2 separate regions of the Mus musculus genome follow, and region 1 is linked to region 2. Evidence: chromatin loops called from intact Hi-C (ENCODE). Cell type or tissue: heart. All regions are shown on one strand.

Evidence for each region. Peaks named below come from ENCODE experiments on the same cell type or tissue, not always from the same donor. Only the 100,000 strongest peaks of a DNase experiment are listed, where the experiment ranks them.
Region 1: a loop joins it to region 2, with 12 times the contacts of the local background. A loop is called at or near these places in 15 of 42 quality-filtered maps.

The regions. Positions count from the first base shown.
Region 1 is chr12:35,012,672-35,020,671 of GRCm38, forward strand. Gm40385 (a long non-coding RNA gene) reads right to left here. Exons shown (of 4, transcript XR_872675.1): 2 at 6,668-6,725. Among named protein-coding and RNA genes, the nearest start is that of Gm40385, 4.9 kb to the right of the region's middle. In heart, a CTCF peak has its summit at 3,571; no DNase peak of the experiment used is centred here.
Region 2 is chr12:34,660,021-34,668,020 of GRCm38, forward strand. The region is part of intron 3 of Hdac9 (histone deacetylase 9); the gene reads right to left. Among named protein-coding and RNA genes, the nearest start is that of Gm46347, 120 kb to the right of the region's middle. In heart, a CTCF peak has its summit at 1,526 (motif pointing right); a DNase peak (open chromatin) is centred at 4,951.

The sequences.
Region 1 (8,000 bases), 350 kb after region 2:
TTGAAAGAAAGGATACGAGACTCAGTGGTGAATCTCTGTGTTAATTGCCGTTTACAACAAAATAAAATCTCTTCTGGTGGGGTTTTATAGATGTATTGATCTATAAGTCATTGGGAGTTGGCTTGACACTCTGCCCATTTAGCAGAGTAATAATAATAGCTTTTCCCCTAGGGCCTAGGACTTGTCTAGCCATAGGTTGTTGGCTTTAAATTGATACCAGAGATAGGTTTCATCTTGTAAAGAGGGCTTAAGGTCTAATCAGTAAGTCATGAATTATTCCCACAATGTTCTTGCCACTGTTGCACCAGCGGGAATGTCTTGCCAAGCAGGTCATTGTTGTAGTTTGTAAGCTCCACAGCTAGGTGATTAGTTTCCTCCTCTAGTAACACGTAGAGCACCTTCCGACATTATGAAAACTAGCCAGTCAATATGAAGTTTCCAGGTGGGTAGCAAGCTTGATTTCTCTGTGTTCTGTGATGTAAGTATATGGTGTCTTCAACATTAGGGTCTTAGCATCAAGTTCTGGAGGCTATAATTATAGCCTCTATAGGCTACCATGGTCTATAATTTTTGGAGGAATCTAGAGACTCTCAATGGCCAACAACTCCAAAAGAGGCAACCAATCCCTGGCTTAGTTATTTGTCAGTCTGTCTTATCTAATAGGAACATTGTTGCCTTGTTTTAGGGTAACTCCATCTAAGCTCTCTGTATATGTATGTATATATTTTAGGAATCTTTTTCAGTTATATGTTTCCATTTGACTTTTTAGGAATGTCTTCAGTGTTAATTATCCATTGACATATTTCCTACTTTCTGCTGTCCTTCCAGGCCCCACCTAAATTCTCCCTTTCTGTTCTATTATTCCTCTTTAACATTTAGTACTAGTGTGTTCTCTCTTCCTAAGACGTCCCACATACAGAGCCCCTTACTAACTTCTTGACCTCTATGAATATTCCAAATGGAAAACACAGGTCTGAAGTCAATATCCACAAATGAGAGAAAAACACAGAATGTTCATCCTTCTGGGTCTGGATTACTTCACTCAGAATGACATTGTTTAGCTCCATTAATTTGCCTGTGACTTTCATAATTCCATTTTAATAGCTGAATAATATTCCATTGTGTAAGTGTACCACATTTTCTTGATGTATTCATCAATTGATGAACATCTAGGCTATCTCCATCTCCTGTATGTTGTGAATTGCAGTGAGAATTGTGGTTTCTTTTAAAAGCCCCATTATGTTTTGTGCATATGTTTTTGTTTTAATCCCAGGTGTGGAAGATGAGGCTGCTTCAGAGTATCCACAGCGGCTATCTGTGCTTTGTCTGGTGCTCTGGCAAGGGTGTGATTCTGCCAGCTGGAGGTAGTTCCTGCTTGGAATTCTGAGGACTCTTTAGAGGGTATAGAAATGCCAGAGTCCTGAGAGGCTGCTGTTCCCCCTGCTGCTTCTCATTCCTGTTGTGGTTTGTCAAGTGGGCGTGACCAAAGAGCAGAGAAGAAGGAGGAGGGTATCCTGACAATGAAGACTGGACTTGCCCCAAGGAACAGGACACTAATCAGCAGGAAGTATTCTAACAAGATTGATGCCTCCTTCCCCCCTAACCTTCTTTCTCACCTACCTAGTGTTGGGGTGAAGGAAGGGACTAGAGTGGAGAAGGGTGGTAGGGAAAAGAACCCAATAAAGTACCCAAAAGTACAGTTGTAGTGAATGAAGCAGCAGTGGACGTGGGTGAAGGGTCTTTTGTGTGCATTCCCAAGAGCGGTATAGCTTGACCACAAGATAGATCTATTTTCAGCTTTTGGAGAAATCTTCTCATTGATTTCCATAGTGGCTACAACAGTTTGCACTCCCACCAGCATCGAATAAATGTTCCCCTTTTCTACATCCATGACAGCATCCAGCTAAGGTGGGTGACGCATAAGAATGTTGAACATTTTCAAAAGTGCTCCTTGGTCATTTGTGTTTCATCTTTTGAGAACTTTCTGTTTAGTTCTGCGAGTGAACTAAACAGAAAGTTTAGACAACTTGCTGTTTGTTTTATTGATGAGTAGGGTTTTCTCAGTTTTTTGTATATTCTAGCTACAAATCCTCTAACAGGTGTCTTGCTTATAAAGATTTTTTTTCATTCTGTAGGATGTCTCTTCATTTAAATGATGGTGCCCTCTGATGTACAGATTCTTAGTGTTCCTAAAAACAGAGGAGGGCGTAGGAATAGGACAAGCCCAAGCAAGCAAATTCCAAATAACAGCTTCTTAGGTATTTGACACATTAGCCAGGGTCTTTGAGGTTCTCGGTGGACCATTTATAAAATGCAGAGCAGTGAGAACTGCGGGATACCATGTACCAGGCGCTGGGCACAAACATAATCTTGTTTCTCACTCAAAAAGACACAGGATTGTATTTTTAGCTTCTTTTTAAAGAAATCCTATCTTTGAGGCAAAGTTTAAATCCTTTATGCATTTTTTTTTCTTCTGCTGATACTAAAAATGAAAGAAATCTGAAGTGAAAAGTTCTTGTGGTATCTGCTTTGCCGGCATTCCTGGGGCTCCTGGGACCAGACCGCAATGCCCATGGGTTGGTAAAGGGCATGGAGATAAACCTGTCCAGAGACAGCTATAGGGAACAGTGTCTGCTTTATTCATGTAAACAACTACTTATAGAATGGAAGCCTATAGACTGTGTTGGTAATCTATGGTATTACCTTGTATTGGACAGGGAACGCTTATACCACCAGGGTCTCTGTGTGGACAAACATATAAACAGAGATGTGGAGAGTGCAGACTCACCTGTGGGCCAGGTACAGGCTATTTGTGCTACTTCAGAATTCAGTGTTCTGATTTCTGGGCGCACTCAGGAGCCTGGTGTGCCCTGCTTGCATTTTCTCCTAAAGGTGCTAAAGAGCTATCTTCTTGCATATCCTACTTTTAAGTCCCTTATAAAAATAAAACAGTACATCCCATGCCAGTGTGTTTCGGTGCAAGCGCTGTGAGGAAGCGTTGTTTTGAAAGGTGTAGCACCATTCTTGAATCTATCTAAACTCTAACTTTGACTATGTAGGTTAAAAAAAAAAAAGATGCAAAGAAACACAGGTATACATAATCCTCATTTTGGTTTGTCTGTTTGTAGAACAATTTTCCTTCAATTAAGTCTATACTCTAACTAGTCTCAGAGCACTAAGAGTCCCGCATAACCTTGATTTGGTGAACATTACATATTCACAGGGATCATTCAGGATGCGTTCTCTTCTGCATGATGGGAGCACAACTTTGACAGAGAACTATTGCCATGCTAAAGCGGATTACATTCTTTTAAAAAAAGATAGTTAAAACCTTCATCTCTATCTGTTCTTGTCTGCTTTATCCTATTCAGTCGATGCAATCAAGAATGGCAAGATACATGGAAAACCTGTACCTTGAGCCATGATTTTATTCTGAAAATCAGATCTATTTTTAACAGATCCCAAGAGCCAGGAACTAATTTTTACACAAAATTATGCATTCATGGAAAAAACTGTGAATGAATCTATTGCCTGTTTAAACAGCTTAAGAAACCATGGAGTAAACTGCCACCTAGAGTTGAGATGGGAATTCGGCTCAACATGAAGTATCAAGGCCAGCGGATCAGCCTGAGGGGTCTCCAGCTCAGCTGTCTCACTTTTAACATATGCTTGGAAGTCCTTCACTCAGTCTATCCTGTATCTGTATCCTGTCTCTGTAGGTTTGAAGGTCTACTAAAAGGAGCATGGGTCTATGAGAGTCAAAAGGCTATGATTTATCGGTTGTTTTTAACAATAATCTCTGGGGAATTGTTTAAATACTAGCAAATAAAGATACTACACCAAAGGACAAGTTAGTTGGAATGGTTCATGGTATAAATCTCTGGAAGACTTTCAGCACACTCTGTTATTGCTTTTGCTGTTTCTTACATTCGCACACCAGAGGCTTCCAGGGCGTGATGGGATCGATGTCCAAATCTATGAACTGGGCAGTTTTAATGAAGTGCTACGGTCTGGACAGCTGATACCTCACTCCCTTATCTAGGTTTCTCTAAAAACACACCCTTAGTTGATCCCCTGAAATTAGCATAGGAACCAGAAGAAAATACACATGGCGTGACAAATGGTGAACAGCTGTTTCCACCCCCAAACATTTACCTAATCACAGAGTGGAAATATCTTCCTTTGTCTTAACGTCCCACAGGCCGGTGGGTCCAGCCTCACCTTTCTCTAGGTATAAGGTGTCTGAGCTGAGACTATGGAAGTCAGCTAGTTCCTCTTGCATGAATTACAGAATCCTGAGGTGTGTGTGTCTGCCACCTGGGTAACCTTTTACTCTGGCCATGCACCTAAATGATATCTATAAGGCTGCGAGGGAGAGGGAAATGGCTTGTTGACTTTTTATGCCTCATGTAATGGCCCATTTCTTTCCTACCTGACTACTTCCTCATTCTCATGCCCTCCGCCCACAAGTTTATTAGGCTCATTCTCTCCCATAAAACTCTAACAAGCCTTTCCCCTCTCTCCATTATTATCTCCATTGATCAGTAACCAATGGCCTGGGAGCTGAATTATACCCAACCTGGTCCCACCTCTTTATTTTCATTAGAATACAAAATAATGACTTAATTATGAGAATTTCATATGTGTAAATCAGCAGTGATTTATAGAGTAATAAGCTTACATTTATTCACCCTCCTTACCCTTGCTTGTCTCCCTTCTCCCAGCCTCTGGTTCCCCCTCCTTTAATCCCAGTAGCATGCCACGCCTCCACCCACGTAGCTTTCACATCACATGTTTACATCTATATTCTCTATTTGAGAAGACACATGGACACATGCTGTCTTTCCCTTGCCCTTATCTATGTTATGTGCATATGTTTTTGCTTTAATCCCAGGTGTGGAAGATGAGGCTGCTTCCTCTAGAGTATCCACAGCAGCTATCTGTGCTTCGTCTGGTGCTCTGGCAAGGGTGTGATTCTGCCAGCTAGAGGTAGTTCCTGCTTGGAATTCTGAGGACTCTTTAGAGGGTATAAAATTACCGGGAGTCTATTATAAATAAGGCTGCTATGAACATAGTGGAGCATGTGTCCTTCTTAACGGTTGGGACATTTTCTGGATATATGCCCAGGAGAGGTATTGCGGGATCCTCCGGTAGTACTATGTCCAATTTTCTGAGGAACCGCCAGACTGATTTCCAGAGTGGTTGTACAAGCTTGCAATCCCACAGATGCCTCTCAACAGAGGAATGGATACAGAAAATGTGATACATTTACACAATGGAGTACTACTCAGCTATTAAAAAGAATGAGTTTATGAAATTCCTAAGCAAATGGATGGACCTGGAGGGCATCATCCTGAGTGAGGTAACCCAATCACAAATGAACTCGCACAATATGTACTCACTGATAAGTGGATATTAGCCCAGAAACTTAGGATACCCAAGATATAAGATACAATTTGCAAAACACATGAAACTCAAGAAGAACGAAGACCAAAGTGTGGACACTTTGCCCCTTCTTAGAATTGGGAACAAAACACCCATGGAAGGAGTTACAGAGACAAAATTTGGAGCTGTGACGAAAGGATGGACCATCTAGTAATTGCCATATCCAGGGACCCATCCCATAATCAGCTTCCAAACGCTGACACCATTGCATACACTAGCAAGATTTTGCTGAAAGGACCCAGATAGAGCTGTCTCTTGTGAGACTATGCCGGGGTCTAGCAAACACAGAAGTGGATGCTCACAGTCAGCTATTGGATGGATCACAGGGCCCCCAATGGAGGAGCTGGAGAAAGTACCCAAGGAGCTAAAGGGATCTGCAACCCTATAGGTGGAACAACAATATGAACTAACCAGTACCCGGGAGCTCTTGTCTTTAGCTGCATATGTATCAAAAGATGGCCTAGTCGGCCATCACTGCAAATAGAGGCCCATTGGACTTGCAAACTTTATATGCCCCAGTACAGGGGAACGCCAGGGCCAAAAAGGGGGAGTGGGTGGGTAGGGGAGTGTGGGGGGGTGGGTATGGGGGACTTTTGGGATAGCATTGAAAATGTAAACGAGGAAAATACCTAATAAAAAAAAAGAGAAAAAAAATTACCGGGAGTCCTGAGAGGCTGCTGCTCCCCCTGCTGCTTCCCATTCCTGTTGTGGTTTGTCAAGTGGGCGTGACCAAAGAGCAGAGGAGAAGGCCCACTATGTCTTCCTGTTGCCCTTGTTTCTCCTACGTTTACCCCTTCTATAGTTTTCACCATCTGTAATACTCCTGTATTCCAACTGCCTCAAACCGCAGCAGAACAGGCAAAACTGGCACCCGTCTCCCCCTAGGTATTTCTACATGGTTACACTGCCTTCGCTCACTCCATGTACTTTACTATTGTGCCTCATTCACTAAGTCAGCTTGCCTAGCAGTTTCCTGCCGTTTATGATGAAATCGTACAGCCTGGCATAGATACTTACTGTGGGAGAGGCAATAGTCCACACACTTACAGTTCTATCTCATTTCATCTTAGAAGAAAAAAGTTCCCAGAGCAAGATGTTATAATTCCTATCCTACAAATAAAGGAACCTGTGCACAGAGTTGAGTCATTCTCAAAAGAGCACAGTCAACGAGCAGTGAGGTTGGAATCTGAACTCCACAACTACTCCAGAGCAGACCACTTACCAGGCAATGCTGCTACCAGGCCTCTGCAGTCAGCCGACTTTTCTTTTCAGCCATAAATCTCGAAACAAAACAAAACAAAATCAAAATAAAAAATAAAAAAACCATAAGCAAGCCTAGCTCAAGGGTGCTCCAAAAGGATTCTGGAAAGCCAGCCCAACCAGGGATAGTAACAAAGCACCAAGCACTCAGATTATTCCATCACTGCAAAACTGAGCGATGCCAGCAAGGCTGTGGATTAGGGAATCTGGGATTTCAGGGCTGGGGAGACGCCATCAGTAAAGTGCTTGCCTTGCAAATCCCCAGGACTTGCTAGCCAGCCAGCCTCCACAAATTGGAGACCTTGTCTTAAAACTCAAGGTGGATGGCTCCTGAGAAATGTGATCTTAGGTTGATTTTGTTTGTTGTTGTTCCCCACACATATGCATGTGATTTTACACACAAAGAAAAAAAGGGGGGGAAAAAGGGAAAAAATGAAGCTGGAATTCCATTTAAATCCCAGATTCTATAACTTGTGTGGTTCTGTGGTCCCTGGCCACACATGTTCCCTTTTCTCCCTCTAACCAGTGTCACGATTCAAATGCAAGGTGAATCTTTTCCTTTTCTAAGATTGCCTTTTCTTTTATGCCAATTACTATGTCTTTTCTAACCCAATTACAACTTTGGTTGACTGCCACTTGAACTGATAAAGATGCTGAACTCTGGGCCCCGCCTTTTCCCTGTTTAATCTCTTCCAATTTCTCATTCTGATAATTCCTGACTCTAGATAACATCTACTCACCATCAGATTAAATTTTTTGCTAGGCCTTATGAAAAGTAAGTTAATCTGCAGAGTACAAAGGCTATTTTCTATCGGAAGCAGGTGATAAGTAAATTCTATGTCAATACCGCATGCTTAAATGAAATCTTTAGTCTTTGTGAAGTCATACCAATAAGATGACTGTCCAGTCTATACATAAGGAAATGTAAGAAAAGTATATACTTACAATCTGCTGTCTTTCAATTAAGGAATCAATTAGCACATATGTATATACATGGATATGTCATGAGTCATAAATTTGAAGATTCCATGAGATGATAAAAAGTAAATGCCTAGCCTCGTGATAGGCACATGGTACATGTTGTATAAACATCATGTACCCTTCTCATGGGTGCCCTGCAGATGTGTCTATGACCGGACTATTAAGAATGTGACTAGGAAGGCTAGAGATCTGGGTCAGCAGTTAAGAGAGTACTGATCTTGTAGAAAATCTGAGTTTGTTTTTTATTACTGCTATCAGGTGGCTTACACAGTCTAAGTCTCTAAGGGATCCGATGCCTTCTTCTGTACTGAACT
Region 2 (8,000 bases):
TATGCCTGGTGACTTCCAATGGAACCACAGAGGTATCATCATAAACAGTCACATAAAAGCCATGTACACAAAATACACAAAATGAATTTCAGGCTATACTGAGAAAACAATGTTCTTGCATCAAGCACTGGCTGGCCTGCTAGCCAGGTGGCTGGATTTAGAAACCAGAAGGCCCCGGGGAAGGCAGTCGTCGGTAACTACAAAGCTAATGTGGTCAATGCCCGGTGTCGTTATGGGGATTAGAGGGGGGTCACACTCCACAGCAGCACCTGCACAACTATGACATAAGCTTCTAGCTGACATAAATCATACTCTCTCTGTTTTGAAAGCAAATAATAAAATAGTTGTTCCATGTCTCTTGACCTTTACTTCTGGGAAACTTACATTTTTCCCTTTTTTGCTTTGGAAGGAAACCTCCCCAGCCCCTCCCCTCCTCCCCCCACCCCTGCCACAATGAAACATACTCAAAACACCCATTTCTGAACACATGCATAAAAAGTCATCTCCTTATCTCCAAAGTAATTCTAAACACCATTAACTTATTATGTTGCAAAGTAGCTTAACATAAGGCAGAAAGGCAGGAGGAGAACAAGACACTCAGAAAGACAGACACCAAAAGGAAAGCCAGGGGTTAATAGAGATGGAGACCTGTAGCTGCCCAGCTGAAGATGGAGAAAAACCACTGAGGCATTTCCACCGAGAGCTGCTAAAGGTTACTTAACAAGAATGCAGGGAACGTGCTGCACACTTGGTTTCTAGATTCATCTTTCCCATAGAATCCAATTATGCAAAATTGCACTTTGCCCAAGCCTGCTTCTCAAGTCAGCTTTAACTTGATATAAGATTCAATGAAATGAAAAGAGAAGACAGAAATCACCCTGAAGTCACTGAATTAAAGATATGTTTTATAATTGCAGACATTTATAAATCCAATTTGCCATAAAAGCAAAATGCAGAGTGGTAATGTGACAGGAAGGGGGAAACCCACTGAATGAGCATTATCCTGTGTCTATACTATAGCTTCTGCTCAGAGACAATAGCCAGGCCTGCTATATAGGGAGCATTTTATTTGCATTCTAAGATTCATACTCACACACATGATGGTTCTCTAGTGTCTCAGAGAAGACCAAGGGAGCTGCGCACATTATTTATAGTGAATGGCTGACTTACGAGAGAGAAAAATGATCTTTACAAAACAATTAAGGGTCAGTATATTGGGTACATGGACAGAAATACCAGCAAAATGTGTGCTGTGCACATGGACATATAAACCACCAGCAACAGACTTAGCACATAGATACATAAACCAGCAAGAACCAGGGACAATATTGTGCAAAAACCATGGGCCAAAAAGGGGCAATGCTGTGCATGTGGACACACAGTGCAACAAAGAGCAGTGTTGTGTACATTGAAACATAAGCCATCAAGACTCAATACTATGAACAGAATATATAAATAATAAAAGGGTGGTGCTGTGTATATTTAGACACAAAAGCAAGGATCAGTATTGTACACATGGACACATAAGCCACCAAGGGGCAGTGTTGTACACATGTACACATATACACACTAAAACAAAACAGCAAGGGGCAGTGCTGTATACATAGACCATAAACCACTAGAGGAGTCATCTTTTTTTGATCCACCAGCACAGAAATGCTATGCTCTAACAAATAACCCAGGAGATTCTCATTGAAAATTTTGAGACTTAGTAAAGTGCACCTGTGGCTTTTTTTTTATCCTCCTATCTCACCTAGTTCCATTTTAGAAAGAAAGAGTCAAAATGTTTGGCCTTTTAACCCTTCACTTGTCTCAAAATCACATACTTAGGGTCCTATTTGAAAAATAAATAGAGAAGGCTGTGAATTACTAACTTAAAAATGTTTTCAGTGAATCAGCTTTGAGTAGATTAGTGGTTTTCAGCCTGTGGGTTGCAAACCAATGGGGGTAAAACAACTTTTTTCACAGGATCCTCATAACAGATATCCTACATATTAAATAGCTACATTATGGTTCATAAGTAGCAAAATTATAGCTATGAAGTAACAATAAAAATAATTCTATGGTTGGGGGTCACAACATGAGGAACTATATAAAAGGGTCACAGCATTGGAACGGTTGAGAACGGCTGCTTTAGATCCACGATTATTTGAGCAGAATAAGAGTAAGCACAATTCACATGGAAGCTGTTGGACTTCCTTTTCCATTACATTTCGTGTCAATGTCTACCGAAGGACGCTTAAAGACAGACCATCCCTATACAGTCTTATAAAGTGACCCCTGGCTAAGCATCCTCAAAAAGTCCTGTTCAGATTGTCATAGTGTCAGGGCATCTTACTCAGTATTTTATGGCTTAGCAACCGAGCAAAAAGTGTGACCGGCGACTGCTCATTTTCCTTTCCTTTCTGGGAAGAGAGGGGAAACCATCTTCATTTGGAAACTTTTTAATATGTGTTTAAAATACTCACAGCTGTGTATTCTGGCAATTGTCGGGTGGAGCAAAGACTTTGTAGTGCTGTTAACTGGGACTGGCCTGGGGGGCGGGGGGCATTGCACTAACATGGTGAATTACTCTGTTTAGTTTGCTCTATAAAGAAGCAGTATAAAACATTTAGTCAGTATGATACAGAGAGCAAATATGAGCTATAGGTTTTGTTTGTTTTTGGTTTTGTTTTTAACCCTCCTGCCTATGGTAAGATGTTAAAAAGAAAATTAACTTTCCTAAGAGGGATCCTATTATGATTTGTCACAGACTCTCACATGAATTCCCCCTATGTTAGTCTAGTATGTTATCACAACAAAGTAGCCAAGACAAATTATAAAAAGCTAGCAGTTCTGAAGTAAAGAGAGATCAGCCCTAGTTCTTGGGCCTACATGGTATGCACTCACTGATAACTGGATATTAGCCCAGATGTTCAGAATACCCAAGATACAATTCACAGACCACATGAAGCTCAAGAAAAAGGAAGACCAAAGTGTGGATGCTTCAGTCCTTCTTAGAAAAGCCTATGAGAGGAGATATAAAGACAGAGTTCGGAGCAGAGACTGAAGGAAAGGCCATCCAGTGACTGTCCTGCCTGGTGATCCATCCCATATACAGTTACCAAACCCAGACACTATTGTGGATGCCAACAAGTGCTTGCTGACAGTAGCCTGATATAGCTGTCTCCTGAGAGGCTCTGCCAGTGCCTGACAAATACAGAAGTGGAAGTTCACAGCCATCCATTAGACTGAGCACAGGGTCCCCAGTGGAGGAGCTAGAGGAAGAACTCAAGGAACTGAAGGAGTTTGCAGCCCCATAGCAGGAACAACAATATGAACCAACCAGTACCCCCAGACCTCCCAGGGACTAAACCATCAACCAAAGAGTACACATGGAGTGACTCAAGGCTTCAGCCATATATGTATCAGAGGATGGCCTTGTCTGGAATCAATGGGAGGAGAGGTCCTTGGCCTTGTGAAGGCTCGATGCCACAGTGTAGGGGAATGTCAGGACAGGGAAGTGGAAATGGGTGGTTTAGTGAGCATGGGGAGGGGGAATGGGCTAGTGGGGTATTCGGAGGGGAAATGAGGAAAGGGGATAAAAATTTGACATGTAAATAAAGAAAATATCTAATAAAATGAAAAAAAGAGAAAAGTCAAAACAAAAAGAAAAAAAAAAAAAGAGAGAGTTTCCAGGACAACTTTCCAAGGAGCAGGTGTTGCAGGAAATACAGGGACCAGCAGCAGAAATCCTGAGAGACAGAGGTATCACAACCTTCTAGGAGATATGCCCTGGTGATCTGAGGACATCCCACATCCCTTGCCTTCCTCCAAAGCCACTGGGAGGAGGCTAAGTCATGTCCTATTGGGTGGCACACATGTAAAACACAGCAGCCCATCAGTTAACAGAAATTGGGGAGACTTTGAAAAACAGGAAGAGACACCAAATGAGTGACTCAGGACGCAAAAAACAAACAAACAAACAAAAGCAGAAGAGACCTAACAAATCAAAGCCCCGAACTCTTACCTCTGGGTTCCCAGATAACAATGGGAAACTTCAACCTGCTCTTGCTGTGAGATTGCAATGAATGTTAGCAGGTCCTTTTCAAATGCAGGTAGGAAAATAACTCCATTAACTATTGCTAATAAGAAGCAATCATCTAACGTTTTTAGATAGGACAGTTTGTTAAGAGTCTATCCAATGTTCTATTTCTAATTTAAATGAAAAAGGCATTTTCACGACAAGAGAAAGAACAAACTCTTCTTCAAACTAAAGAGAAGGGTCTTCGTAAGACATTCACACCCATTCTTTAATTCAACTTAATGGTAGAAAGGAAAAGAAAAATGAGAGATAGAAGTTGACACTTCAAATAAATGCAGGGCTATAAAAGTTAAAACAGAAAGTGACAATTTCTGAGATCTAAATGGCCACAATTCTTTTATGTTGAAGCAGCCACAAAGAAGAATGCTGATGAGGACTGCCTGTCTCTGAGCGCTGTCAAATTAAATGTATTTTGAAATCATCTCATTTAATGTATTGCCACATCAAACTATCAATTTCAAACATTTTATGGATTCTTTTTCGATGCAAACATTTTCGTTTCCTTTTTTATAACACAATTACTGCTATTTTAGGAGGATGAAAGAAACTTTCTTAATTATGGATGAGAACATAACTTTTTTTAGCAAATGATTTGTAATTAAACCAATTACGTTTAGTATTCACGAACTCAGAATGTCTCTTCTGTATGTACGAAATTAGCATTGGTCTACTCTAGTCTCCTTTGGCAAACTCTTAGAGGGGAAATGACTTCCTAAAAACTTTGGAAAACCTACCTTAAGTCTCAAGAGATTGCTGCAGCATTTGGAACATGAACGCTGCTCTTTGAGCCTTTTTAAGAGAACCCTAAGTGAAAAGAAGCCCTGACTCATGACGCCAGGAGCCACCAGGGGGAGTCAAATCCTCAAAACATAAGTGAAGGAACAGGCTGAATGACGCACCAATCAGGAAAGATGGGCTGAGACAGGTGATGGTTATAAGGTCAAAACAAGGGGCTGATAGAACATTTTAGCCTGAGAGGAAAAAGAAAAAAAATGACCTGATGCATTCATCTTGAGAAGAACATATTCACCTCTTTCTATGAAAAGTCCCAGAGTACAATAAACTAAGAGGTGCTTCTCTGCTAACCCAGTAATTCTTATAGGGAGAGGGCGCTGGCTTTAACCTCCTGTTGTCTACAGCCTCTGAATCAGACCCTGTTCTAACACATGAGAGGGACGAAGGATTAGCCTGATCTGCAAGAATTAACAACTTCCACACACAGGAAGGAGACATTTCTGAGAACAATAAAGAGGCCAGCAAAGATATCCAGCAACAGAATAAATGTGTTCCTGTATATACAGTTTCAACTCAACATGGCATGTGCATTCTACAAAAAGTGAAATTACAGAATGGATACAGTCTACAAAACAGGAATTCTGACTTTAAGAAGAGTACCTTTTCAGATGGGGGAATTACCTAAGTATCTGATTAAAACCCTACTGTCCACATCTTCAGGACACAGGCCAGGGCGAGTACACTCAGTTGCTTTCTGACCTGGCCTTCTCTAGGATGGAACCCTGTTCAGATCCTTCCTATTCAAAGATATTCTGATGCAGAAGTTCTAGAAAATACACACGGAATTTGGTCAGGACTCGATTCAATAGTTAACTGAATAAAATAGGGTTGCTCTGACCAATTTTTAGACCATATTAAACTGTTTATCGGATTAGTAGGCTCATGAAGATAAACACAATATTTTCCCACTTTTAGTAAAATAAAACTATGATTCATCTTAGTAAAAATAAATACATATAAAACTGTTAACTTACTGAGGAAAAATTTTTCCTTAAGAAAAAGGAGATATAGTATAGATCAAATATACATTAAATCACTTTGCTTGAATCAAATGAAAAAATGTAGAGACAGGAAAAGAGGTATAAAACAAGGTAGAAATTTATTTCTTTTTTATATTTTTCTAGATCTTTAAAAAAGTTAGGGCTGGAGAGATGGCTCAGCTGTTGAGAGCACCGACTGCTCTTCTGGGGATCCTGAGTTCAATTCCCAGAAACCACATGGTGGCTCACAACCATCCATAATGGGATCTGATGCCCTCTTCTGCTGTGTCTGAAGAGAGCAATGGTGTACTCATACACATAAAATAAAGAAATAAATCTTTTTTTTAAAATGTTAAACATAGTCTACTTTATTTGAATTTAAATGCAGTTTTAAGACAAATACTGACACATGAAGTTATAAAATTATAGTTATTATGGGGTGTATTGTAATATTTTGGTGCACATATTTATGGTATAGCATGTAAATCTGTTTAAATGCACTTGCTACCTCTAAAAAGCTTCAGGTAGTCATGGTCAAACATGCAATTCCTTTCTTGTAGATTTCTGAAATGCAAGTACAGTAGAGCTATGAGCAGCAAGACCAATCTGCATGGGTACCTGGGACTCCCTGCTCTTACTTTACTGTGAACAGCACTTTCTGAACAACCTTGTGTTTAAAGTGAACATGGATTTCAGCAGAGCTGAACATATCAGGCACAAAGGCAGGTTGGGTCACATAGTTACACTCTGTTTTAGAAATAAATGAAGAAACAAACAAAATAGAAACATTAACAACAGAAAAAAATATTTGCTGTCTTTATATAAAGACATATGGTCTTTCTCTCCTGTTCTGTATAAACATTTAGATTATTTAATAGAAACAGAAGTTCAATGAAGTAGATATACATTTTGGAGTAAGAAAGCTCTTCAGTTTACCCCCTAAAATAATGATAAAACACAACATTATAAAGAGAGGAATATATAAATAGTTATATGTATTCATCCAGAGCTTTATAGTGTTCTTGAAATTGGAAATGAGAGAAAGCATAACTATAATAGATATTTTATAGATGAGAGAATAGAAGGGTAGGGATGAAATAACTCAGTTTCCTGACATCACACATCACAGAAGAGAATGGCAGATAGAACCTTATTCTTACAATACAAAAGTGGTCATCAGTCAGAAGTCTTCACTGTCTACTTAGGATCACTAACCTTTTTTCCATTCTACTTTAAACAATGGAAAAATAGAGAAATCATTTAAAGTATAATTTTTAAGAGAATGGATACTGGCTACATAGATACAGTTATCAATTTTATATGACACATAGTTCTAATCTGATGCACTGAAATATTCGTCAGCAAGTGGAAACCAACAGCCCTCAGCAGACTCCTATAAACAAAGACAGTCAGAGACAGAGGCAAGTGAAAAACAAAAAGCCCAAACATAAAGCAACAGGCAGCAGCAAGGTGCTCGTTAGCAGGGGGAGCAGAAACATCCCAGAGAAAACTGGCATGGCAGTTCCTGAGGATCCAAGATGCCACAAAGAACTGGTACTACCAGAGAGAGGAAAAGGTGCCCATCCTAAGATGTGACTAAAATAAACGGAAGGGTTGCCCTTGGCAGAAAAACTAAGCTCAGGACAGAACTAAGCTCACCCTGCCTAACAGGACTGCTAAGCATCAGCATCGAAGGTTAACCTTGTATCATTCTAAATATAATTTTTATAAACTTACCAGTCATAAAAGAAGCAGGAAATTATAACTCCAAAAAAAAGGAAGGAAAAAATTTAAAGAGAAAAAAAAAACGGAAAAGGAAAAGAAAAAGAAACATCAAAACAGGCTCCCAACACAGAGGTGCTAAAACTAACTGGAAAAACTAAACCTTTAAATAGTGATGTAAGTGTATCCTGTTGGTTGAAAAAATAAAGTAGTGAAATGAAAGGCATTAAAAAGAACCAAGGAAAATATCTAAAGATGGAAACGATAATGGGTCAGGTGGAAAACACATTGGATAAATCAACCACTGTTAGATGTAGCCAGGGATGAAAGAGGACCAGACTTGAAGACACAGTGCAGAAACTACGGACATGACACAGCGAGGAAGGGAAATGAAAGTCTTAGACAAAAAAGAGCTTCGT